5 separate regions of the Mus musculus genome follow, and all the other regions are linked to region 2. Evidence: chromatin loops called from intact Hi-C (ENCODE). Cell type or tissue: heart. All regions are shown on one strand.

Evidence for each region. Hi-C counts contacts between places; a loop is a spot of excess contacts. Peaks named below come from ENCODE experiments on the same cell type or tissue, not always from the same donor. Only the 100,000 strongest peaks of a DNase experiment are listed, where the experiment ranks them.
Region 1: it touches region 2 in a loop (19-fold over the local background); 16 of 42 quality-filtered maps call a loop at or near these places.
Region 3: a loop joins it to region 2, with 5 times the contacts of the local background. A loop is called at or near these places in 19 of 42 quality-filtered maps.
Region 4: it touches region 2 in a loop (4-fold over the local background); 5 of 42 quality-filtered maps call a loop at or near these places.
Region 5: it touches region 2 in a loop (2.6-fold over the local background); 2 of 42 quality-filtered maps call a loop at or near these places.

Annotation. Positions count from the first base shown.
Region 1 is chr9:119,644,718-119,649,717 of GRCm38, forward strand. It overlaps Scn10a (sodium channel, voltage-gated, type X, alpha), which reads right to left. Exons shown (of 28, transcript NM_009134.3): 15 at 3,321-3,494. Among named protein-coding and RNA genes, the nearest start is that of Scn10a, 72 kb to the right of the region's middle. In heart, a CTCF peak has its summit at 2,626 (motif pointing right); no DNase peak of the experiment used is centred here; H3K27ac peaks cover 171 bases.
Region 2 is chr9:119,888,372-119,893,371 of GRCm38, forward strand. Gm2449 (a long non-coding RNA gene) reads right to left here. Exons shown (of 7, transcript XR_871350.2): 3 at 4,697-4,815; 4 at 163-231. Among named protein-coding and RNA genes, the nearest start is that of Wdr48, 4.0 kb to the right of the region's middle. In heart, a CTCF peak has its summit at 2,536 (motif pointing left); no DNase peak of the experiment used is centred here.
Region 3 is chr9:119,458,403-119,463,402 of GRCm38, forward strand. It overlaps Exog (endo/exonuclease (5'-3'), endonuclease G-like), which reads left to right. Exons shown (of 6, transcript NM_172456.4): 6 at 3,974-5,000. The coding sequence ends at 4,435. Among named protein-coding and RNA genes, the nearest start is that of Exog, 16 kb to the left of the region's middle. In heart, no CTCF peak of the experiment used is centred here; a DNase peak (open chromatin) is centred at 2,099.
Region 4 is chr9:119,442,489-119,447,488 of GRCm38, forward strand. It overlaps Exog (endo/exonuclease (5'-3'), endonuclease G-like), which reads left to right and starts at 2,472. Exons shown (of 6, transcript NM_172456.4): 1 at 2,472-2,662; 2 at 4,461-4,610. The coding sequence starts at 2,500. In heart, a CTCF peak has its summit at 2,332; DNase peaks (open chromatin) are centred at 2,423 and 3,470; H3K4me3 peaks cover 1,604 bases; H3K27ac peaks cover 1,121 bases.
Region 5 is chr9:119,577,051-119,582,050 of GRCm38, forward strand. It overlaps a transcript of Scn5a not described here. Among named protein-coding and RNA genes, the nearest start is that of Scn5a, 17 kb to the left of the region's middle. In heart, no CTCF peak of the experiment used is centred here; DNase peaks (open chromatin) are centred at 161, 2,111 and 3,821; H3K4me3 peaks cover 2,500 bases; H3K27ac peaks cover 1,854 bases; H3K27me3 peaks cover 4,635 bases.

The DNA of each region.
Region 1 (5,000 bases), 240 kb before region 2:
GTTGTGAGCCACCTAATGGGGACTGAACTTGGGTCCTCTACACCAGCAGCATATGTTTTTAACCATTGAGCTCTCTCCCTAGCCCCTACATGGTTCTCTTAATGTGATTTCCTTTTTCTTTTAGGGGTAGAATCAATCTGATGTTTTTGCTTTTTGACTGACATGAAAAAATTATGCATATAGGACAGGAGGCGATGTTTCTGTTTGTGTCCAAATGTGTAAGATCAAATTAGGGTAATTAGCATGCATGTTCGTCACTTCTTTCTGGTGACACTTAGAATTCTCCCTTGTGCTGCTTTGAAATATGCAATGCATCTTTGTTAATTATTAATGTGATTATCTTACATGCAGAACAATAGTCTGGTAAAATTAAAGACCTATTCACGATAAGTTTTTCATTTAAGAAAAACCTGCAAAAATGTCAGACTTGTTGAAATGTTGAAAGTATCTCTTAGCAGCCAAGAAAATGAGGCTGGCTGTTACTAAGACTTCTTTTTAGCAGGGTACTAGATGTCCCAGCCAGTGTGGTCACATAGTTAGAATCAAATGGCATGGGGGTTAGAAAGGAAAAACAAAATGTATTGTTTGCACATGATACGATCATTTTGAAAAATCTAAAAGACTCTATGGATGAATCATCAGAATTAAGAAAGGGGATGTCTTGGTGCAAAGATATTGACTATCAAAATGCTAGTTAAAATTAGCAAAGACTATTTCAAAATATGTAAGATCTGTGCGGAGAAAAGGATGGAAAATTATAAAACTCGAGGGACCGAGCTAGGCAGAGAGGGTACTACTGCCTCTGTAGGTCAGAGGATTATGTAATGCAGAGTTTATAGCCCTTCCTAAATCGACGGCTAGATTATTGCAGTCTGAATAAAGAGAAGACTCAAGAGTTTGTGTCTGTGTTGCTGTGGACATAGCCGGTTTCTCCAACCGTAACGGAAGTGCAGGGGCCAGGATATTCTTAGAGTAAAACCAGGTGGGTGTATCAGCTACTCCTCTCGCGGCTGTCATCAAATACCTAGCAGGGAGAATCTTAAGAGAGTTTAGGGAACATGGTCCATTATGCTGGAAAGGCACGGAGGCAGTGACATCAGAGTCCTCAGCGGGCGGGGGGTGGGGGGGGAAGGGTGGCAGGGAAGGGAGTGTAGAGGGCTGCTGCAGTTCAGCATCCCTCTTTTTATTCTGTCTGCCCCACCCTCCACCTGCCACTCACAGGCAGGGCGAGCGCTCCTTCCCAGTTAAACCTCCTTGAAGCACCCTCACAAACACACTCAGAAGTATATCTCCTTGGTGATTCTAAATCCAGTCAAGTTGACAAAGAAAGTGAACCACCACAGCAGGCGACTGTGTTTACAGGCACAGACATGTTCTAAGCTGCAGTAACTAAGATGGTATGGTACTGGCACAATGATAGAGTGGCAGAGCCTACCTTAAATCACGTCAAGATGGGTGGTGGCATTCGGGGAAGGGCAAAAAGAGTTACATGGGATTTCCTCTCTTGTTCTTCTCCTTCCTTTCCTCAACCAATCCCAACATTTTTACTGAGTCTCTCCTTATAGACAGCTTGTGCTCAGTGTCTGGAGTAGGATGGCAGAAAGGAAATCCCTGGGTTTAGCCCTATGAACTCTCAGGATATGGCATTATAATCTCAAAAGAGCGGCTTGGTTTGAAGAGCGAAGCCAGGTTCAGATACCAGAGTGTGGGAGGCCCTCTGTGGAGAGGGGATGAGTCAGCCCAGAAGGCCAAGACCAGCCAAACCAGGTGAAGACCTGGGAACAGGTGTCTGAGGCAGAGGATGGGTGGCCAGGCCTGTGGCTGAGAAAAGTGCAGGGAGAAGAGGGGCGGGGCTTGCTGGAGCCTCACAATCGCCACAAGGACTTCAAGGGGACTCCACTGGGGAACTATTTGTGACAAATGGCCCTTGCCAGTTGAAGGTGGTCATGAGAGTAGAAACTGTTGGTCTGGGGGGTGCTTATAGGGAGGCAGGATGTGCTTGACTAAAACAGTTTTGAAGACTAAAACCACCCAACTGATCGTCTCGGCTGTGTCTCTTTACCCAGGAATGCACACAGTTCAGGGCCAGCTCCAGCTGTGGGGTAAAGGGAAGGGGCTGGGTTTTTGTTGATAATGTAATACTGGCTGGCAGAGCATGGAATCTCACCAGGCTGTTGGGAACATGGAAGGGAGCCTGCACGCGCGATTGGGGGATGAGGTTAGGGAATTGTGAATGGACTCGCATGTCATAATCAGAAGTTAGGTGTGTAGGAGGCCCTCCCCTGCCTCCCTCTCACAAGAACAGGAGAGACCTGGTTGAGCCTCCAAAGGACACAGTGTCCACTGGCTCTAGTTGCTAACAAACATGCCAGTTTCAGTCTTTTTTTTTTTTTTTTTTTTTTTTTTTGCGTTATGGCGTATCCTGGGAATGGCCACCCTAGCTATTCAAGTCCCTTGCTGGCTTCTAGGAGTCACTGAAATGCCAAGAATCCTCCAGATGGCTTGAGGACTTGAGGACATCAGTAACCTCAGACTCTCATTAGTGACCTCACTTACAGGTGGCTGATGGAAGCATTTGTGGTGGTGTGGAGGGCAGACATGGAGACCAGTGATTGAGTGGAGGAATGCCTCCAGTAGAGGGCGCCCTGGAGCTGAGTTTGGAGAGGCGCCTGTGGAGGCTAAGAGGAGGCAAGCTTTTGTGGGTGAAGTTTTGGGCTCTGAATTGGGCAACCAAGAAATAAGGGAAAGCCTTTTTGAGGGGGGACGGAGCTGAGACTCAGCAGTCAGGCAACGTGGATTTGAGTTCCAGGTCATACACTAGCTCGCTGTCCTGGCGTTCGACAAACACTGAGTTCATCATTTAAAGATGGTGTGTCTCAGTTTGGCTCATCCTGAGGACTTTAAAAGCAATGGTCTCTCAGGGTTGGGAGCATAAAATGAATCTTATTATTTCAAGAGCCTACGTAGTACTATGGCTGAGCCACATATTCAGAAAATGTTGGCTGAAAATGTCCCAACGTTGTTGCTGGGACTGCTGTGTGGTAAGAGAATGGAATGCTGTTCCGAAGTCCCTTTTTGGTACAAACAAGGAGATGGAGGGACAAAGAGAGCAACCACCCCACATTACATCAGTGAAAAACTGGAATTGCCAAACTGAGTCTCTAGGTTCTTCAGAACCATGGCTTGCCTTGCTCCCACGAGAATAGGAAGGGTGTTGGGAACCACCGGTAGAGTCCCCAGACACACAGTGCCTGTCCCCTCGGGGTCAGCTTCCCTGAGCCTGAATGGGAGCTTCCCAAGTGGCCAAGAGAAGACGTTACCAAGCGGAAGGTGCGGAGCACAGACAAGCTGCCCTTCTTGGATGTGCTCAGCTCCAGCAGGCTCACGGTGACGATGACACAGTCGAAGATGTTCCACTTCTTCTGGAAGTAGTAGTAGGGGTCGAAGGCAATGATCTTGAAGGCCATCTCCATTGTAAAAAACACAGTAAAGACCTGAGGGTGGGAACAAGTGTTCACTGCTGTGAGGTCTCTGCCCAGGGACATGAAGACAAGGGCAGCAAGAAAAATCTTGTTTGCAAGATAGCAAAGCATGCTGGGTGTGGTGGCACATGCTTGTAACTCCAGCCTGCAGGAAACTGAGGCAGGAGGATCTCAGGGTTGAAGCCAGGCTGGACTATACAACAAAATCCTGTCTGAAAACAACATTAAAGAAGAAGAAGGAGGAGGAGGAGAAGGTAGAGGAGGAGGAAGAGGTGGAGGAAAGGGAGGAGAAGGAAGAGAAAACGGAGGAGGAAGAAAACAGCAGATCCTCTTGTCTGTTCTTGAGCACTGTAGATGGGAATTTCTGAGCCACTGACATTCAGAGAAGACACAAAAGAACTCAGGTTTCCATTTCTTCTCTCTCTGCGTCTCTGTGTCTGTCTGTCTCTGTCTGTCTCTTTCTCTTTCTCTTTCTCTTTCTCTTTCTCCTTCTCTTTCTCTTTCTCTTTCTCTTTCTCTTTCTCTGTCTCTGTCTCTGTCTCTGTCTCTGTCTCTGTCTTTGTCTGTCTGTCTGTCTCGTGTATGTGCGTGCATGGATGTGTATCAGTCTATGTAGAGACCAGAGGTTGATACGGAATGCCTTCCTCAATCACTCTTTACCTTACACTTTTCAGCAGGGTCTCTCATTTGAACCCAGAGTTCCCCTATTCAGCTGCACTTCATAGCCAGCTTGCTCTGGGAATTTCCCATGTCAGCCTTCTGAGTGCTGGAATATTAGGTGGGCCAATCTGCTTGAACTTCCGTGGTTGCTGGGGTCTAAACTCCCTCCAGTCCTTGGGTATAGTAAGTTCTTTACCTGCTGAGGCATCCCCCCACCCCCCTGCATCTGCTCTTCCATTCCAGTGGTGGTGGGTACAGAGCAAGCGGTAACTGCTAGGATACACTTCACTATATAATTATGTCAACAAAAGTTACTCTGGTTCAGCAGCTACAATGTGTAGTAAGACTAAAGTAAAAATGCCAGCTCGGCCACATCCTAGCTTACATAAGCTTGAATAGGCAATGCACCCTTTTCATGCCTCTATTTCCTCATCTGTGTAATGGGTATAATGGGAGTAAGTGCTTGGGTAGTTCTCAGTTGGCAGTAAGTGACAAAAAAATAGCAGTGACTAAGATCAGTGATCTATGGTCTCTTAAGATTCCCTTTTGCATTGAAGGTTTTCAGTTGTCTTACCCAGGAGAGAACTCTGACCTTAAAGGTGATTAAACATCAGGCAACAAAAGCCAGCAAGGGAAGGAGGCAAGGGAGAGAGAGAGCGAAAGGACTGGGCTCAGGGCTTGGTCCTCCCAGGCTTTATCAAGGCCATGGAAGAGCCTGGAGACAGTGCTGGCCTCTTCCTGGCAGACAGAATGGAAGAGAGTGTTTGGGGCTTGCCCAAGCAAAGTCACATAGAACAGGCCAGTCTTCTGGATGTGTTGGTTGCATAGCATATGCATCTGTGCACGCCTTCTGTCCCC
Region 2 (5,000 bases):
CTTGATGGACCTGTCAATCATTCCTTTAATCTGTCCCCAACATTTCATCCAACAATGCTTCAATGAATACCCTTTCCCCGTAATGACTGTAAGCACACCCAGAGGATGAACTGCTAGAAAAGGAACTGCTCAGTTGCTTTCCTGGGCATTATATTGATTTACCTTCGCACTCCAAGTGCATAAACATCGCCTGAGCACGGCATCTCATTAAACGGTCCGGTCTTTTCCGAGCTGTAGGAGAAAAGTGGTGTTCCCTTCAACATGTACTTTCTGCATTATGAATGAGACTACGGACATTCCCATGCAAATTCCACCATTTCTTCTCTTCTTCTGTCAGATACCTATTTGTACCCTTTGCTCGTTTTTTTTTTTTTTTTTCTATTGTGTTTTAGTGTATTCTGTTAGCTTGTAACCATTCTTTGTATTACTAAAGAAACTGTTTCTTTTGTATACAGGAGTGTATTTCCTCCAAGTGGTCCAGAGCAACCGTGGAGGCCAAAGCTCAGGTAGCACCGCCCAGTGGGTTCAGGATGTAGCAGCTCCAGATGCTTAGACCTTCAGTTCTTACAGCCCCTCCTCCCTGCACAGGGACCCTGTCTTCACCTTTTCATTCACAGCAGCTCAGCAATGAAGACCTAATTGGCTTGCAGTGTGTGTGTGTGGGGGGGGGGGGGGAATGCTTTGGATTGTTGCCATGGAAACTGCCCCTCCTACCACATTTACCATTCAAAGGCTTCTTTGGGCATTCATGTACAACAAATTAGCAAAGAGAGATTTCCAGACTTGTGGGCCAGGTTTTGAATGCAGTTTGAAGGTGCTTAGAGGCATAAAGAATGCCTGTGGTTTCTGCTGGGAGATTACTAGGAACAGGATCTATGGAAGGGTGATTTGTTGAGGCATTAGAGTGTCTCAGTTCTGCTTGTAATTTTCCTTCCTTCCTCATCTTCCCCTGATGGCTGTCAATCCACAGAGCATGCTGGCCTCAGAGGGGATTTTGTTGTCCAGCAAAATGCAGGAGCTCCTAAGGATAGGTTCTCATCTGGACTTCAGTCAAAGCCCAAATCATTGAAGATTTTACATTAGAAAGTTGACTGGGTGGGGAAACAGAAAACAACTCAACTCCCGTTAGAGGCCAGAAGAGGACTTAGTGAAAGTAGAGAGGTTCTGAAAGAAGTGACCACCATGACCACCAAAGACCGCATCCAGGCTGCTGATGGGTGGACCACGGGCTCTTAGACCACAGGCTCTGGGATCCCAGCCCCTCATGATGCCCAGTCCAGATGGAAGAGAAGGCCACTGGCCTGTCACTCCCGAGGGACCACATTTCTGAGACACTGGGTTCTAAACACTGTTGCTGCAGAATTTCAGGTGCGCCCCCCTCAGTGTGAGTCTAAGATTGATGTGTGACTTATAAGAGACTGACGTAGCCACAGGCCTGTTAACTACGACTGGGCACGAGGATGCCATCGTTTTCATTAGGTGGGAGCTCAAAAGTTTACTTAATTTGATTTTTAAAATTTTCTTCTGACTTCTGGGACAGAGGCACAAGTATGCCACAGCACAGGTGTGTAGGTCAAAGGACAACTTTTAGGAATCACTCCTTTCCTTCCGCCGCCATGACTTCCGGTCATCAAGCTTGGTAGCAAGCGCCTTCACCTGCTAAGCTATCGTGATGGTCCAGAATTACACTTCATTTTAATAACCTGATGGGGCATCCACTGGGCCACATTCACGTATGTGGGGTAAAACTCATATCCAAGACACTTTTGGGTAGTAAACTTCAGAAAATCTCAGCCCATTCAAGTCCTGTGTAAAAACCATACCGCCAAAAAAGGAACATTTGCAGCATACTTATCATATTATTTTCATTTTGGTTACTTGGTAAATTATCAAGTTATCCCTTGTATCCATGGTGACTAGTTTCAAGATTCTTGGGTACCAAAATTCTGGGATTTTTCAAGGATCTTGTATAAAACAGTGTGGAATTTCCATGAAATGGATACACAGCATCCAGACACTCTAAACCATCTCTAGGTTACACCTAGAGCATTTTAACAAAATGTAAACACTAGGTAAAACTGTTGCATCTGCCAGCTGGTGGTGGCACACATACCTTTAATCCCAGCACTTGAGAGGCACAGGCAGGTGGATCTCTGAATTTGGAGCCAGCCTGGTCTACAGAATGAGTTCCTGGAGAACCAGGGCTACACAGAGAAACCCTGTCTTGACAAACAAAACAAAACAAAAATTGGTTTAACAAATAATTTGGCAGAGGATTAATTTTTTTCAAACACTGTTAATCTAGGGTAGATTGAATCCATAGCTACAGGACCCACTAATCTTACAGGCACGCATTTGTGCTTTATTCTTACACAGCCTGTCATCATAATTATTATGTCATTTTGACAGAAATGTTTCTTGTGAAGGTACCTTGATTGTCACTTTTCATCAGTGGGGGAGTAATTATCAAAAAAATCTAAGGTGGCTCACAGACAGCCAGGGCAGTGTAAATGGATCTCTACTGCCCTCCAGTGGAAAAGCACTGAGTGTTTCTAGACCTGTTTTCTTCCTTGGCCTGTTCAGAAATGAGCTAGCTGATAAACACCTGGACCTCTTATCACTTGGGAGAGAAATTTCCAAGACAGCCTTTACAACAGGTCTCTCCGAAAAAATGAAACATCATACAATGTTTGACATAGCTTCTCCAGCATCATCTTAGACTTTCTGGAGAAAAACCAACTACCCACAGAGAGTGCAGGGCTGGGGCACTGCATTTACCAAGTGAGCAAAATAACAATCTAACTGACATTTCACAAGGATAGATAGATGTCTCCATGATTAAACTTTTGCTGTTCTTGCAGAGGACCAGGGCTCAGTTCCTAGCACCCATGATAAGCAGCTTACAACTGCCAGTAACTCCACCTCCAGGGGATCAGGTGTTGTGATGGTTTGAATAAAAATGTCCCCCATAGGCTCATATATTTGAAAGCTTAGTCACAGGGAGTGGCATTATTTAGGAAGAATTAGTAGGTGTGGCCTTGTTGGAGGAAGTGTGTCACTGTGGGTGAGCTTTGGGTTTTCAAATGCTCAAGCCAGGCCCAGTGGCTCTCTCTTCCTGCTGCCTGTAGCCCTGGATATAGAACTCTCAGCTCCTTCTCCAGCACCATGTTGGCTTGTGTGCCACCACATTCCCTGCCATGAGGATAATGGACTAAACCTCTGAAACTTTAAGCCAGCCCCAGTTAAATACTTGCTGTTAGAGTTGCCTTGGTCGTGGTATATGTATTCATATATACATACACAAACAAAATAAGTTAAATCAAATTAAAGCAGTACCACAAATGTGCTTTTCATGTAGTGTACAGAAGTTGAACTGGCTGAAGCTTCCACAAATGCTAGTCAAAAACCAAATTGTAGTGGGTATGAATTTTATTTCAGAAACTCAGAAACTCTGAAGTCTCAAGTTTGGATTCATACTACATTACTGAAATTGCTTGTGCAACTTGCTTTGCTTGGTTTGGGGTTTGGGTTTTTGAGACAGGGTTTCTCTGTGTAGCCCTGGCTGTCTTGCAACTCACTCTGTAGTCCAGGCTGGCCTCAAACTCAGAGATCCATCTGCCTCTGCCTCCCAAGTGCTCTGCCTCCCAAGTGCTGAGATTAAAGGCGTGTGCCACCACCACCCAGCCGGTACATCACTCTCCAGTGCAAACCATCTCACAGCCTATCATGCATCATTGTATCTTACTTACTAGAAGACTGTTTTTTATTCTCTGTGAATCTGATAATAGCCAGGATGAGCTTGTACTAAACTATTTAGCTAAATGGGTACTGGAGTGCTATTCTAAAACAAACAAACAAACAAACAAACAACCCACCAGTGCTAGTTACTTTTCTGTTCTGGAAGAAATTATTTTTGCTTTTGGTTCCAGAGGACTAAGAGTCCTTTGTGGCAGGGATCACGTGATGTACAGCAACATTTTGGCGGGGCCACACCATTTCCCCTAACAGCACTGCCACCAGGACCAAGTGTTCACAAACCTAAGGCTATGGGGACATTGCTCATTGAAATCACCACATCGGCTTTTTTCCTTTTTTTATTTTATGTGTATTTCGCCTGTATGTATATCTACAAATCACATATGTGCAGTAGCTGAGCATGCCAGAAGAGGGTGTTGGACCCCCAGGGACTAAAGTTATAGACAGCTGTGAGCTGCCATGTGGGTGCTAGGAACTAAACCAGTGCTGTTAACCTCTGAGCCATCTTTCCAGCTCCCCATCACACCATTTTTTAAATATCCAAACTACACACTAATCTCTTATAGAAAGTGGTTGCTGTAAACCAAGGCTCTGCCTGGTTTTGTACTTTTATTTTACTATGTGTTTATTTGTTATGAACCTGGGCCTGAAGTGTACTAACTAGTTACCACTGATCTACATCAGCGGCCCATCTCATTCTGAGAGGCAGTAATTTTTATTGTGAGCTTACTACCCGTCAAGCATGCTAAACACTATATGACCATTTTAACACAGTGTCTTTCATTTACCCTTAGGCAATTTCATATGTGTAAACAATACACCTTGGCCATGTGCAACCCCCAACTCAGCTCTTCTTTTATCCCCAAGAAACCCCTCCTACTCCCTCCAGGAACCCCTATGTCCTTCCCCAACTCCTCTAGGAACCCTCCACACATCTTACCCTCATGTCCTCTCCTTTTCAGTGTTAAGAACCCAGAGTTCATTCAGTGCCGCGTGTTGGAATATTTACAGGTCTTCTGCAGATAACCATAGCAGCACATGGGGCAATGGCTGTACCATCTGAAAGACAGTATTCCACAGGCTCTGCCCATTTCTCAGCTCTTACATCCTTTCTGCCATTTTTTTTTCAGAGTTCCCCGAGACACCCAACAGTCACTTAGTCTCAGCATTTTCAGTCTCTGCATCAACTGCTGCTTGCTACAGAAAGTGCCTCTGGCTGTGGCTGAGGACAGTACGGATTTGTG
Region 3 (5,000 bases), 430 kb before region 2:
ACAGGGCTGACCGACACACTCCTGTTGACTTCCCCCTCCTGGGTGTCATCTGTGCCTCCTCCCCCCCCCCCTCGTCCTTGTAGGTGTGCATGGATCCCATGGTTTTCAAACTACCCTGTTTTCTTTTTCTCTTCCATGTAATTGCCATTTAACGGCGTGGTCTCTCAGTGTGTCTGGGCAATTTTATTTTTGGTCTGACTTTCTTCCTCTCCTCCTTGTCTTACTGGACATGGTGTCTGTCACTAAATGCATTTATCTTAACGTCACTCAAGACACGATAGCTATGACACTGCAAGCAGCAGGCTAAGTCTATTCTTTTTTGCCAACTTCTTCTGAAACTGGGGTGGCTTTGCAGCTATGACGGGTACCGGGTTTCTGTCACTGAGAGGGGAGGAAGGAGGCACTCTGACCAGTGTTTAGGAAACGACCAACTTACATGGAGTCCATCTTCTAGCTGTTATATGTGTTGTATTTTCTACTCACTTCCAGTCGGTCAGTTTCCAGTTTTTGTTAGCCTTGACAAGGGTTCAGGGTTCCTGAGTGTTTTAATGGCGACAGCGATCTCCTTTGTAAAGCACTTGTATGCCAAATCTTCTGTGAAAAGGTTTGTTGCTGATGTACTGATATTAAAAGCTTGGTTCCTGTTAAGCCACGGCAAGCCTTTGTCCGCGGTCATTGTGTTGAACTTCGTTTCTCCATGTTGACCTCTAACGCCCTAATCTTGCTGGAGCCCACGGTGTCCACTCTGCCACTGCAAAACCTGGCTTCTGAATGACATCCACTTCAAAAAATAGGTTTTTTAAAAAATAGGTCTTGATGATTTTGAAATCTTTTTTTGTTGTTGTTGTTTTGAGCAGGGTCTCATATGGCCCAGGCTGGCCTTCAACTGCTACTCCTCCCCCCACCTCAAGGTTCTGGGATTATAACTATGCACCATCATACCCGCACCCCCTTTGGAATCAGGGTCTCACTATATAGCCCTGGATGGCCCCAAACTCAAACTCACAATTATCTCCTGCCTGTTGGTATCCTCCCCTCCCCTCCCCTCCCCTCCCCTCCCCTCCCCTCCCCTCCCCTCCCCTCCCCTCCCCTCCCCTCCCCTCCCCTTCCCTCTTCTTCCCCTCTCCCTCCTCCTCCCCTCTCCCTCTCCCTCTCTCTCTCTCTCTCTCTCTCTCTGTCTCACCATATCAGTCTGCTGTCGGTACAGTCCTGTGAGGGGCATTTGGGGATTGCTGGTGCTGTTTTAGAAATGAGGAAAGGAGCCTGGTTGTGTTATAGTTTATGACATAAGTTATAGCTTATGACAAAGTGGACCCTGAGTAGGTGTCTGTCTGGTCAGCAGCCTCATGCTTCAGTGCATGAGTTCCAGGGACATTGTCTGGCGGTAACTTTCCTGAAAGTAAATGCTTATGTGTTTTGCTGAGCTACCTATAAGGAAAAGAACCCTAAGTTATTTTAAGATTATTTATGTCTCAAGTTTTTTGTTGTTTTTGTTTGTTTGTTTGTTTTGTTTTGAGACAGGGTTTCTCTGGGTGACCATAGCTGTCCTGGAACTCACTTTGTAGACCAAGCTGGCCTTAAACTCAGAGATCCGCCTGCTTCTGCCTCCCAAGTGCTGGGATTAAAGGCTTGCGCCACCACTGCCTGGCTCTAAGTCCCAAAGTTAAGGAACAGACACTGGGTTATTTAATTTTCAAGCAGGCACAGTGTCTTTTGCGTGTGCTGAGAAAAAAGTAGACTAACTCAGACAAGGCTCCTCAGAAAATGAAAGTAGATTTTGTTTTCTATTTACCCGTGGGGAGGTCTTGGCCAGAAGAGTCACATGTTGTGGCTGTGAATTGGATCTCTGTCAAGGACTGATGTACAGCTGAGGGATAGGCTGGTGCCCAGCATCCCTGATGCCCTCTGGACTGCAGCACTGGGAATCCTCAAACTGTCATGAGTCTAAAACCCCAAAACTGTAAAACGGCACGGAAGCAAGTAAAGCCGGGAAGTGGGGTGTCAGTTATGGGTACTTTTCCTGGAAGTGAGGGGACTCGGTTAGCAGTTCTGATGGTCATACCGTATGATGACCAGGTAGTTATTTGTGAAAAATGACCATTTGTTTGCGGACAGGGAGCTCACAAGAGAGACATAGGCAAGAGAATGGTATAGAAGGATCCCAGGGTTTTCATGCTGTGTTGCAGTGGCATGGAAAGCCCACTAGGTGGTGCCAGGACTTGGCTTACCAGCCACTGTGGGATGTTTGCAGCTCGTTTCCTACCGCCTTTTGAGTGTGGCTCCATCGTAGTTATGTCCTTAGTTTTGGTTCCTGAGCCCTTACTGTTATTATTTATCATGTTTCAGTATCTGGCCACATGCCGTGGCAGTCGGCTCTCCTGCAGATAGTGTGCTTCAGGGTTTTGTGCCCTCCTCTTTCCTTTGTAATGAGATTCGTAGTCCGGGCTGGCCTCGAGCTCTTAAGTGTATAGCCAAGGATGGCCTAGAGCTTATGGCCCTCCTGCCTTCACCTGGATGCCAGGATTCCTAGCTGCACCACCTTTTTACCGTGCTTCGGGTCAGTGCTAGGCCTGGGACCCAGAGCATCTGCTGGGGTTCTGTGACCCGAGTGTGAACACCAGCTTACCTTCTCATCCCTTTGCTTCGATGGTCTCACGTCCTCGTGCACAGCTCACCCCTGGGAGCGAGATCTCGAACCTGTGAGCAGTGTGGTTTCATAAGCCCTGCTCTGCCCTGACCAACCAACCACTTTCCGTATGTTCAAAGGCATTGTTGTAGATCCTGTGGCAGGGTCTTCCCTGAAGTCCTGTAGCTGGCTGTGGTAATGTGTGACAGACAGACCATGGAATTCTGGGCTATGTGCAATGCAGATAGGAGTTTGTAAAAATCAGGGAAAACCTCTTTTTTGGCTTGCATCTCGCTGCCTTATTTGGGCTTCTGACAGGGAATCTCATCTACAGCTAGAACTGTCTGACAGGAGAGTAACCGACTGACGGCAGCAAAGGCCTGCTCTGGGCACTTCGAGCATGCCCAGTTGGGTCTTGTCATTTTATCGGGGGCCATTAAGCAAATGGACATCCCGCTTTTGTTTTTTAGACAACAGATGGAGGCTTTTAAGCATATTGGAAGGACATTTGAAGAGGCTTCTTAATCCTGTTATTTCATTAATACGGCCAACCTACAGAGCGGCTTGTTTCTCTGCCTCTGCCTTCCTCATTGTGTGGCTACTTTCCTAAAGTGTCTGATTTGACGGCATAATTTAGAAGTTCAATGTTTGGTAATCCAGGAGCATTTGGAACTAAACAAAAGCAGTTGCATGTGAGCGACGATCGAGGTCATCTAGAAAGTTCTGTTGCTACTGTGTCTGGCTGCAGCTTCAAGGGCTGTCTGTTGTTTCTTGGGGCGTTTGGGCTGTTTTTACTGTAAGAGCTGGGAGTGCTGAAGCCAGCAGTTCTGACTTCTATGTTTAGAGCGTTAGGAGTTCTGATTAGCCAATGAGGAGGAAATGACAGTCCCCTTTCCCACTGGAAGTTCAGTGCTTGCTTGTGGCACCCCTTTGTCCTCCGTCCTGTGGACATACTGTGACCCCTGCCCTTTGGGGTAACATTATGGTTTTTTGTCGTTATTTTGCTCCTTTTGAGACGGAGTTTCTTTGTGTAGCCCTGGCTATCCTGGCCACCCTGTAGACCAGGCTGGCCTTGAACTCAGAGATCCACCTGCTTTTTCCTCCAGGGTCCTGGGATTAAAGCCTGGAGCCACCGCTTACAGAGGTAACAGTATTTTAAAGACTGGTTAGAACTGGTCAGTACTTACGAGTTGTTTGAATGTCTTTCCTTTTCCTTGGCAGTTGGTTGAATGCTACACTGAGGCCTTTCACAGGCCGTTTCCTGTATGGCATCTACAGAGGTGTGGGAGCAAAACCTGGGAAGTGTCGGCACAGCCCAGTGCGCTAATCGGACTCCTCTGTTTTTAGGTGATTGGTGAGGACAACGTGGCCGTCCCCTCGCACCTTTACAAGGTGATCCTGGCTCGCAGAAGCCCGGAATCTACGGAGCCGCTGGCGCTGGGGGCCTTTGTGGTGCCAAATAAAGCCATTGGGTTCCAGTCCCAGTTATCCGAGTTCCAGGTGAGCCTCCATGACCTGGAGAAGATGTCAGGTCTGGTGTTTTTCCCCCGTCTGGATAGAAGCAGGGACATCCGGAATATTTGCTCTGTGGACACCTGCAAGCTCCTGGGTTTCCAGGAATTCACTCTGTACCTGAGCACGAGGAAGATTGATGGAGCCCGGTCTGTGGCCAGACTGGAGAAGGTTCTGGAAGCTTTGAAGAGCTCAGGGGTGGAACCTGACGATTACTTCCTGAGTCGCTATGAGAAAAAGCTGGAGGAACTGAAGGCTAAGGAGCAAAAGGACGCCCAGCTGGAAAAGCAGTCCTAGTGTCTGTCTCGGTGTGCACTGAGCACCTGTGACCAACAGGTTTATTTTCAAGAAATGATGGAATTCTGACCAAAATCCTCCAAAGACTCGGGGCTCAAAACTCAGTGTCGTCCTTCTCTGGGATCCGAGGTGGCTGAGATGGTTTTAAAACTCTGCTCTCACGTGCTCCTTCCCTCATGACCCTGAAGTCCTCCCATCTGTCTGTGTTGGAGAATCCAGTGACTGTTCTTCCTCTGTGCAAACCCTGCTGTCCCATCTTACCTGTGGGCAAGATGAGGCTCAGAGAACTCTGTATCTTTACCATTGGTATTCAACAGAAGTCATCCAGGGTGCCTCAGAGTCAAGACAGAGTTAGATGGATGTAACTCAGTCCGTACCTGCATCCACGGCTGTTTCTGGCACTACAGCCCTCCTGGTGAGAAGGGTGTGTCTCTTCTCGCATCATTTCTGTGGGAAAAAACAGTGGGTCTTGGAAAGATGGAGATGTTTTGTGGGTTTAACCAGAGACTGTGGTTCCCTCCAGGGATCACATGGTGCCAGATAAGTATGTTTCTTGCCTCATTGG
Region 4 (5,000 bases), 450 kb before region 2:
CAGGGTGTACCCCATCGTGACAGGGAAGGAGCTCGAAGCAGCTGGCCACGTCGCTTCCACTGTCAGGAAACGGACCAATGCCTGCTGCCGTCCGGCTCCTGTTTAAAAAAATAATTTACTTTTTAAGATCTATCTTTCTTCTTGTTTTTTTTTTGTTTGTTTTTTGAGGCAAGGTTTCTCTTAGTAGCCCTAGATGTCCTGGAACTAGGCTGAGCAGGATTCTTGTGAGTGGATCGGAAACACCCTGGGATTCAGTTTTGTTTCACAGATGACCTCGGCAGCGCATGGCTAAGTGTGGGCTCAAAAAAACCACTTCTCACTTAAACAAATTAGTCACAGGTCCTGAGAGACCTTGCAGCAAGCAGCAGGCTGCTTTGCCAAGCTGTCTTCTGTACCAGGTGAGAGAAACCAGGATTATGTTATTCTTTTGAGGACCTGTGCTTTCGTTATTTCTCCGGCACCTCAGCATCAAGCACCTGCTAGAAAGCTCTTAAGTGGCTCTGGATAACAGTCCAGTTGCGCAAACATCAGCCCTTTTTGTAGACCAGGCTGGCCTTGAACTCAGAGATCCATTTGCTTCTGTCACCCAAGTGTTGGGGCTAAAGAAGTGGGCAACCACACCAGCAAATATAAGTCCATGCAGGTGTTAGGGCCCATGAATTGCCGAAGAATGATATCCTAGACTCACAGTATGCCAAAGCAAAGAACATTTATTGAACAAATTCCTTCATGCAGGGGCCCAATTCCATTGAGATGGAAGGACCCCGACTGAATTCAAAGATGCAGTTTTAAAGCCAAAAAGAGGAACATTAGGGAAGGTTGGGTGATCTATATCACGATTGGTGGGTTCTATCTCTGGGGGTCTGGGTGATGCCATGATTAGTTAGGGTCTCCATTCAAGCAAACTTCATGCCAAGGAGGGGGCAGCTCTTGATCTCCTAGCTGTAAGTTTGCCTAACGATTCTTTTGCAAGCTAGGGAGGGGTCCCTTTTATGTAAGCCTGGTTGTCCCAGTAACTGACTTGCCCAGTCTGGGAAGTAGAAACTCAGGGCTAGTCTCCTGAACTGCTGGTTTGCAGCCTGTCATGGAGTCAGCCTGGCTCAGGCCAATGCTCTTTTTATGGGAAGCTGGAGACTGCTGCCAGGTGAAGACCCATTGATCTGAGTGGGAGTCTATTAAACACGAATATTCTTCTTTTTACAAAAAATAATTTACGGTCTTCAGAGTGAGTTCCTGGACAGCCAGGGCTACACAGAGAAACCCTGTCTTAAAAAAAAAAACAAAAATAATAACAATTTACTTAATTTTATTTTATGTGCATTGGTGTGAGGGTGTCAGTCATGAGCTACCATGTGGGTGCTGGGAATTGAACCCAGACCCTTTAGAAGAGCTGACAGTGTTCTTAATCACTTAGCCATTTCTCTGGACCTTATGTTCTCCCTTTGTCAGTGGGCATTTGCCCATCAATTTTGTCTAAGACCAATTTGAGAGGTCCCATAAAGTGGCTAACATTTACAGTGTTACTTGACGGCATGCATCCCGTGTATACCACCTTAGTCCTGAGATGAATCCCTATCGTCTAAGATGATGATTTTAACTTCTTTTTTGAGACAGGGTCTTGCGATGTAGCTGAGACTCATTTGGAACTCACTATGTAGTCTAAGCTGATCTGGAGCTCAGAAATTCCTTCCTTGTCTTTGCTAGCGCTGGGGTTACAGATCGGCTCCACCAAGCCCAATTACAGTTTATTACATCGACTTATTTATGTCTGGCTGTACATACCTGTGCATGTAGGATGGCAAGCCCATGCCTGTGACGGTGAGAGGACAGCTTTCAGGAGTCAGTCCTCTTCTACCAAGTAGGTTCCAGGGACTGAATTCAAGTGTCAGTTTTGGTGGCAAGCACCCTTACTGATGAACCATCTTGCTTGTCTAGGCACAAATTAAAAGAGATAACATGGACTGACACACTGGACTAGTTTGGTAAGGATTTAACTTCTGAGCTCTGGCCCATCCAGAGTCTCTGGCTACCATTGAGTACTGTTTTCCCAGGAAACTCGATAGGTGGTACAAACACTCTGATGTGTATTTTGACTTTGAAGCAAGTGCCCCAAACAGTCCAATGGGGTACAGGTTTTGGAATCACATCGAGTTGGATCCCAGGTTAGGAGATCTTTGATGGATCATGAACAAGCATTTACTCACTATTAAATGGGACTAAAGACAATTTCTTCAGAGGACAGTACACACACACCATTAAATTGACAAGCTAGGACACTTAACCCATCCATTAACTGGCCAGGACCAGGGATGGAGGTAGGCGTGCCTCCCCTGCTGGACTCTAGGGGACGCGCGAGACCCTCAGCAGCGAAGGCCTCTGGGAGGCGGTTCGGGATGGCGCATGCGCGCCTGGTTCCGGAGCCGGCGATTGGACCATTCCGGCCTCGGAGCCCCCGCGTGCGCATGCGTGGCAGAGACAAAGTGCTGGCGCCCGCGAGTCATGGCTGCAAAGAGCTTCGCTTCCCGTCTCAGGGACTCGCGGCGATTTCTGAATGGCTTCTTGGCCGGGGCTGTAGTGGGCGCCGCGGGAGCGGGGCTGACGGCGCTGCAGTTTTTCCGGCGTCCGGACGCGGAATCCGCGAAGCTGGCGAGGCAGCCACACGGTGAGTCTGCAAGCCTAAGCCGGCTCGGTTCCCCACTGCTCCCCCAAATTCTTCACCTGGCTGCGGGCTCACACGTCACCACCCCTCCATCCTTAGCTCCACCCCGAGCTGAGACTCTGTTTGTTCTCCACCTTAGGTGCAGCACAGTGCCTGGTACAGAATTGGCCTTCAGTAAGTGTCTTAGTTTCTTTTCCTGTTGCTGTGACAACGTATACCTGACAGAAGCAACTTAAGGGAAGGGTCTGTTTTAGCTCCCCGTTCGAGGTGCACCCCATCGTGGCGGGGAAGGAGCTCGAAGCAGCTGGCCACGTCAGGAAACGGACGAATGCGTGCTGCCTTTTGGCTCCCTTTTCTCCCAGTTTATACAATGTGGCCACGTCCCTCCACTGTCAGGAAACGGACGAACGTGCTGCCTTTTGGCTCCCTTTTCTCCCAGTTTATACAGTGCGAATCCCAGTCAGGGAATGGCCCAGCCCATAATTAATCTGGGGATCCCCATATCATTTAATACAGCCAAGATTCCCCCTCTCCCCATAGGAATACCCGGAGGCCTGCTTCTCAGGTGTTTCTAGATTCTGTCAAATTGACAACATCACAACAAGAATGTTTGAAGGCGTTTCCGTAAAGAATATCTGCTACCCAGTCTTCCTAGTATGTACATCCTTAAATTTACGGGGCATCTTATCTTTAGACAGAGAAGTGAGCACAGACCCATCTCATTCCAGGACGTGCTGAACCACCCGCTTCTTTTGACACTTGCCATTGTGCCAGAGGACTGCTCTGGGGAGGCATGGGGAGGAGTCACTTGGAAGCAGCTCCGGGTTGAGTCCTCTAGGAGGAAGTGTCAGTTTCTTAGCCCCACTGCAGTGAAGGCTGCAGTCTGTCTTTCCTTGAACTGAAACACTGGGGAAGTATCAGTGAGGGACAGTGTGGGTGGGCTTGTTTGCTCTGTTTTTGCTTTGAGCCAGTACTCACTGTGACCCAGCCAGGCATGAGACATGGAGAAACAGGTGTGTGCACCCACTCTTGGAGTTAAGGTCTTTTAAAAAACGAAATGGATACTTAACCTGGCAGCTGATATATCATGTTGATGAAAAACTAAAATGATGGCCATTTTTGTCTCTATTAGTCGCAAGACGTTCCCATTCACTTTTATACTTGTAGCACTATGGTTTTCCTTTGAATTCTCCCCCCACCCCCCATACACACAGTTTGTGGTACAGACAGATTTAGAAAACTAATGTGGAAAACTAGTGAGATTGGATTCTTATTTCTTTTTGGTCCCAGGAGTGAAGCCAGGGCCCGTACCCTAGTCCATGCACAGCTCTGTCATTGAGCTGTGCTCTGCCTCGAGCCAGGTTTTATTTAATTATGTAATAGCACATGCCTGTTGATTCCACGTGTGGTCGGCAGGAGCAGGAAGAACAAAAGTTTAAGGCTTGCCTAGGCCACGGAGTGACTTCAAAGTTAGTTATGAGTAACCTTACGTTTGTTCCCTAGCCCCCAAACCAAACGCGTACCCCCATAGCTGAAGCTCATTGTGAATACCCGACCGAGGACAGGCAAAGGAGGATTTTGCTAAACTCTTTTCTTTGACTTAATAAATTATGGCAAAGATGAGGCCTATTTGATTAGACTCCCTCCTCCTCCCAAGGACTCGGAGTCAGACTCCTAGGAGAGACTTTTGAGCCAGTTGTTTTTAGACATCACCGTTGTCTTTAGAATCCTTTGTTCTTAATAAGAATAATTACTTTTTTTCTGTTCATAACCCCCTCTTTTTTCTTTCTTTCTTTCTTAGAATCTGCAGAAGAAGCTGTCTTGGAACAGTTTGGGTTTCCTTTAGCTGGAACAGAGACGAGGCGTTACACTAACCACGCCCTGTCTTACGATCAGGCAAAACGGGTGCCCAGATGGGTTCTTGAGCATATATCCAAGGACAAGATCATCGGTAGGTGGTTGGGGAGAATGTACGGGTGCTGATGAAAGGGTTTCCGTGTTTAAAACAAGAGGGCTGTTGGTAATTTCAACCTTTGTACCTCATAGCACACGTTGAAAGTGATGTTTGTCTGCCCTCTGGGAAGCAGCTGAGAGCTACATCCTGACCCACAGGTAGAGAGACAGGAAAAGAAGAGACTGGGTTTAGCATGGGGCTTTGCCATCTCAAAGCCTACTCCCAGCAGCACAGCTCCTCAGTGACTCCCCCGCCCCCCCAATCCTTCTCATCCTTCTCCACCAGGTCCACCAGGTGGGGACCAGCATGCACGTATATGTGCCTGTGGAGGCCATTCTCATTCTAACTGCCACGTTGCTTACCAACATTCATCCCTCTCAGAGATCT
Region 5 (5,000 bases), 310 kb before region 2:
GTGGTTTTTTCACTGCTGCAGGTTGCCCCTAGGAGTCTCTTCTTTGTGGATTGCCTGGGCACCAGCCTCCTCCACTCCCCCATCCCCAGCTGTCTCTGGTACTTCCCACTGTTCTTCCATGCTTGCTCTTCATGCCAAGTGAGTCAACCCTGGAATTCTTCCAGAGGAGCTCTGATGGCCACCACACACAGGGACTAGGCTCTCTAGAGGATGACAGCTGTCTATGCTACACCAGGCTTTGAAAATGGGTTCTTAGCACCTGAGGCCACTCTTCTCTCTCTATTTAGACCTTCTTTGGTCAGTTCTGGGCCAATTTGGCCCCCAAGAAATAGATTCCAAGGGACTTTTACCCTGAGAGTTCTCCCCAGTCCAATGATTCTGTGTGACCTTGGATAAGTTCTTGACCCCCCATGGGCCTCATTACATGTGGTGGTAGTGAAAGTTTCAGAACCTTCAACATTCTAGCAAAGACCTAGTTAGTGTCCCATGTCCCAGCTGTCTCTTGCTTCTGCGGCAGCAGCCTGTCCCGCCTTTAGTTCACTCTCCTCTGTATTACCATCTTTTCTGTGCACACAGCCAACTCTAAGTGGGAAGGGACAGGTAGAGAAGTGGAGGGGTGGTCGAGGGCTGGGCTGCGCCGGGGCCTTAGTTCTGAAAGACAGTGAATCTACAGAAGGTCTGGGGTTCATGGAGGTCCTGTTCTGTGCCTCTCTAGATGGTGCATGGGGGTCACAGCTGTAAGGGGCAGCTCAGGGTCCCAAGGGCACACTGATCCCACGGTCCCACTAGACTGAAGTCGCTACGGAGACAAGAGTGAGTTCCATGGCTGATCTTTGTAAGCTGCCCTCCAACAGGTGTTTGGAAGGCCTGCCTACAGCCAGGCCGCATCCTGAGCATTTCCTCCCATCATGAGCACCAAGGCTGCTAGTCCCCACCATGTCACTGTCCCCACCAATACTCAGACAAAGCTAGGCACCTTCACTTCCTCTCAGGGCACCTCCAAAGACGATCAAATACCGCAGAGGTCCGGGACCTCCTCTCTCTCCTGTCCGGGTGCGCGAGTCTGTACAGGTCAAAGCAAGGAGGGCAGAGAATTCTCCCGAATTTCCATGTCCAGAGACCTCTCCCCTCTCAGAGCGCATAGACACAGGAGGAGATGCGACCGCTTCAAGGCGACAACAGGGCACCAAGATCTTGGCGTGGTGGGAGCTCCCAAAGACAAGGCACACTCGCAGATCTGACCCCCAATAGAGCGCACAGATTCCTTCCTAGGGTGCAGAGATCTCGTCTAACCCAGGGCATAGCCCAGGTGCCTGGTTCCTCCACCCCCGGGGCCCAGGGAAAAGAAGCGCTCGGCCTGCTCCCTAGCCCTGGTCAGTGCCCGCTCAGCCCTTTCACCCCCAGCTCTCAAGAGCTACATTCTCCGCGCGCCTTGTCGCTGCTCTGACCTTGGGGTCTCCGGCCTCGGGAATCCGGGTCCCAATCTCAGCCCCTCGGCGAGCCTGCGCCAGCGATGGTCCCGGAGCCGGGGCCGAATCTCCCCATCCCCCGGCCCTCGACAGCGCACGGGGAACCCGGAAGGAGAGGGGACGGGAGGAGACCCGCGGCGATCAGAGAGGACCAGGGGAACCCCGGCCCGGGCCACCTGCGCCTCTCCCGCCCCTCCCCCCTCGGGGATAGTGGCTGCGGGGGCTGGGGACCCGGCCGGGGGGCTCCGGGCCATCGGGGAGGAAAGTTGGGCGGCGGCGGCGGACAGAGGGGAGCGGGGGACTGCGGGACACGGGGGATGATCGCTCACCTGCTAGTCCCCGGCCCGCGCCTAGGGGTGGGCGGCTGCAGCGCGGCGCGGGCTCGGTTCGGCGTAGGGCTTGGGGCAGCGGGCGCAGGCTCAGCGGCCCCGGGGGCGCGATCCCCACATCCCACGGGCGCCGCCGCCGTCTCGGCTCCGCCGCTCCGCTCGGGCTCCCGGGCTCGGCGGGCGGCGCGGGCTCGGGCTGGGGGCGGGGTCGGGGGCGGGCCCCGCCTGGGCTCGGCCTGGGGCTCCGGGGCCCCGGGCTGGCTCCGCCCCAGAGCGACGCGCCCGGGGCTCCGCACGTGGCGCTGCGCCCGCCTGGCTCGCGAGGAGAGCCACCCTGCCCGGCGGGGCGCACGCCCACCACTCTGACCCCGGGCGCGCCCTGCTGGAGACGGCCGCCCACGCGGACACGGACAGACAGACAAGCGGACGCACGCCGACCTGCGGACGCCTCGCTACAGAGAGCCACCCACGCAGACCTGGACCGGCACACACGGACAAACGTTGGCACACACACTGCCCAAACCAGAGTATACAGACACACCCCTCCTCGATGATCTGGGGACCCTACCCCAGACACCTCATTTATCCACGTGCATGGACATGGGCATGACCTGACATCCATGCTGAGACACACTGACACACATGCACACAGGGATACAGACACCGACGCACAGATATGCACATGAACATTAGCCACCATTGACATACGCTGGCATTGAGGAACACATACTGATAAACCTAATGATACCACGTGACTTAGAGACACATCCATTGACACACTGACACCGGGACACTTAGAACCACATTTCTAGAGACACAATGACAGTACAGAAACCCATGCATTGCAGATTTTTATGTGGACATGCTGACACATGAGAGCAGACTGAAATCAAACACACCGCCAGACTCTGTATTAAACACAAGCAGCAAACCCATAGACACGAGCATCTCCGTACACTCACCTTGTGAGCTGTGTTCAGCCTTTTAGTTGAACCACAGAGGGATACCAAGTCCTACACTGACAGGACTGTCCAACAAGGATACTGTCCGGAACACTCATACACTTGGACAGACAGCCGTGTACATGTAGGTACAGATTCATACATTCGCATACCGACAGCCAGACCCACAAGGGAAAGGCACGGGGCCAGTGGGAGTACATCTCCCATAGTTAAACACGAGAGGCTACTTCCATTGGCTATTGTGAAGGACAGCGCCTCAGAGTCTAGGGCTATCGCAGGAACACAGAAGTACACACACACACACACACACACACACACACACACACACACACTTTGTCCTTTTCCCCGGGAGTTATCCTTCTCGGCAGCGTTGTCAGGCTGCTAGAAACACACACTCTGGGAAGGTAAAGCTGGTGCTGGCTTTCAAAGGGTGCTGGGGTTCTGGGTTTGGGAGCCAGGATATGCATGGGTCATACATGTACTTGCACGCGTGCTTACACACACACATGCGCGCGCGCGTACATACACACACACACACACAGAGCGCGCGCACGCACACACAGAGCGCACACACACTCACACATACCCACACTCATGTGCACACATACACTCGCAAGCATGCACACACGCATGCTCACGCACACACGCATGTGAGCACACACATACCAGAGGCAGACTTGTTTTGTTTTGAGACAGAGTCTCACCATGTATCTCTGGGTCACCTGGAATTTGCTGTATGGATCAGGCTGGTCTTAAGTTTACAGCGACCTGCCTGTCTTTGCCTCACAAGTCCTGAAACGGTATGTACCATCATGGTCTGCCCAGCAACTTCTTTATTGGGATTTTGAAGAGGTGGCTGTGGGCCAGTGGTGTTGTCCATTTGAGACTTGAGTGTGGGGCTCCAGGAATTTCTGACGCCTTGGAGGATATATAAAAAGTCAGTATACAGTGTTGTTCCAGACTCTGAATGGGATGAACTCGGGAGGGTCTGACAGAGGAACCACATTACCACTCAGCGGCTGGCCTCTAGCTCCTGTCAGGCCTGAGGTTGGCCAGCAGCTCCCACTAGTGGTCAACATGAGAAGTGCATCCAACGATCCCGTTGCAGATCTCCCCCTGTGGGACTCACCTTAGCCCAGCTGAAGCCCACACCCATCAGGCAGGAGGCAAATCAAAGACCAGAGGACCCACCCTCCCCTGAATCTTTAACCACCAGCCTCCGGATTCAGAATTCAGATTCAGACCTGTAAATGGCCTTTCTGAATGGAGAGAGGCTGAAAGTAAAGGTACTGGGACTTAGAGGGAAAGTCCTCCTTACTCTTTATTCTGAGCAGTTCTAATCCTTTCTCCTCAGTGCTCTGCCGGGGGATGTTGACCAGAGCGGTGGGCTACACAGAGCATCAATACACTAGGCTTAAGCTCCTTTCCTCCCCCCACCCCCCCGTGTGTGTGTGTGTGTGTGTGTGTGTGTGTGTGTGTGTGTGTATGTGTGTGTGTGTGTGTGTAAAGCTTGTGAAAGGAGAAATGAAAACCCATACCCACTGGAGATTCAATCATGAACACACAACTGGGACTCTGAGACAGGATGCACAGTGCGAGAAAGGGCAGCAGGCATCTAGAGTATTCGGTACCATCATCACTATGAAATCCTGCCAGATCCAGGGTACCTCTTTGTCAGGCTCTATTTTGTAAACGAGGAATATGCACAGAGCAGCTAGAGGCAGGGAAGGTTTTTCTTTTCATTCTTATTCCGTCCTCCCCCCCTCCCCAGGTTCAAAGTTGAATTAGACACATTGTCTTTCCCGGCTCTGAGACTGCTCTCTCCTATGACTGTGTCGATTTCTTGTCTCATTGCCAAAGCCAAACACAAAACACCAGACAGAAGCAACTTCAGGAAGGGGGTTTATTCTGGCCATGGCGGAAGGAAGGCCCAGGCAGGGGCGTAAGGTGGCTGATCACATTGCACCCACAGTCAGGAAGCAGAGACGGGTGAGGCTGGTGTTCAGCTTGCTCTCTTCTTTTTATTCACTGCAGGACCCTCCCCCAACCCCCATGCAAGAATGCTGTCTACATCTAGGGTAGATCTTTCTAGGAATTCTGTCAGACATGCCCAGAAGTACGTCCTCTGGGTGTCAGATTAATAAGAATAGTAACCAACTAAGGGCTTCCCTTCTTTCCCCTGTTTCCACCAGCCCACTGCTGTCCCTATTCACCAAGCATCCTTCCTGATAGAAAGGGGA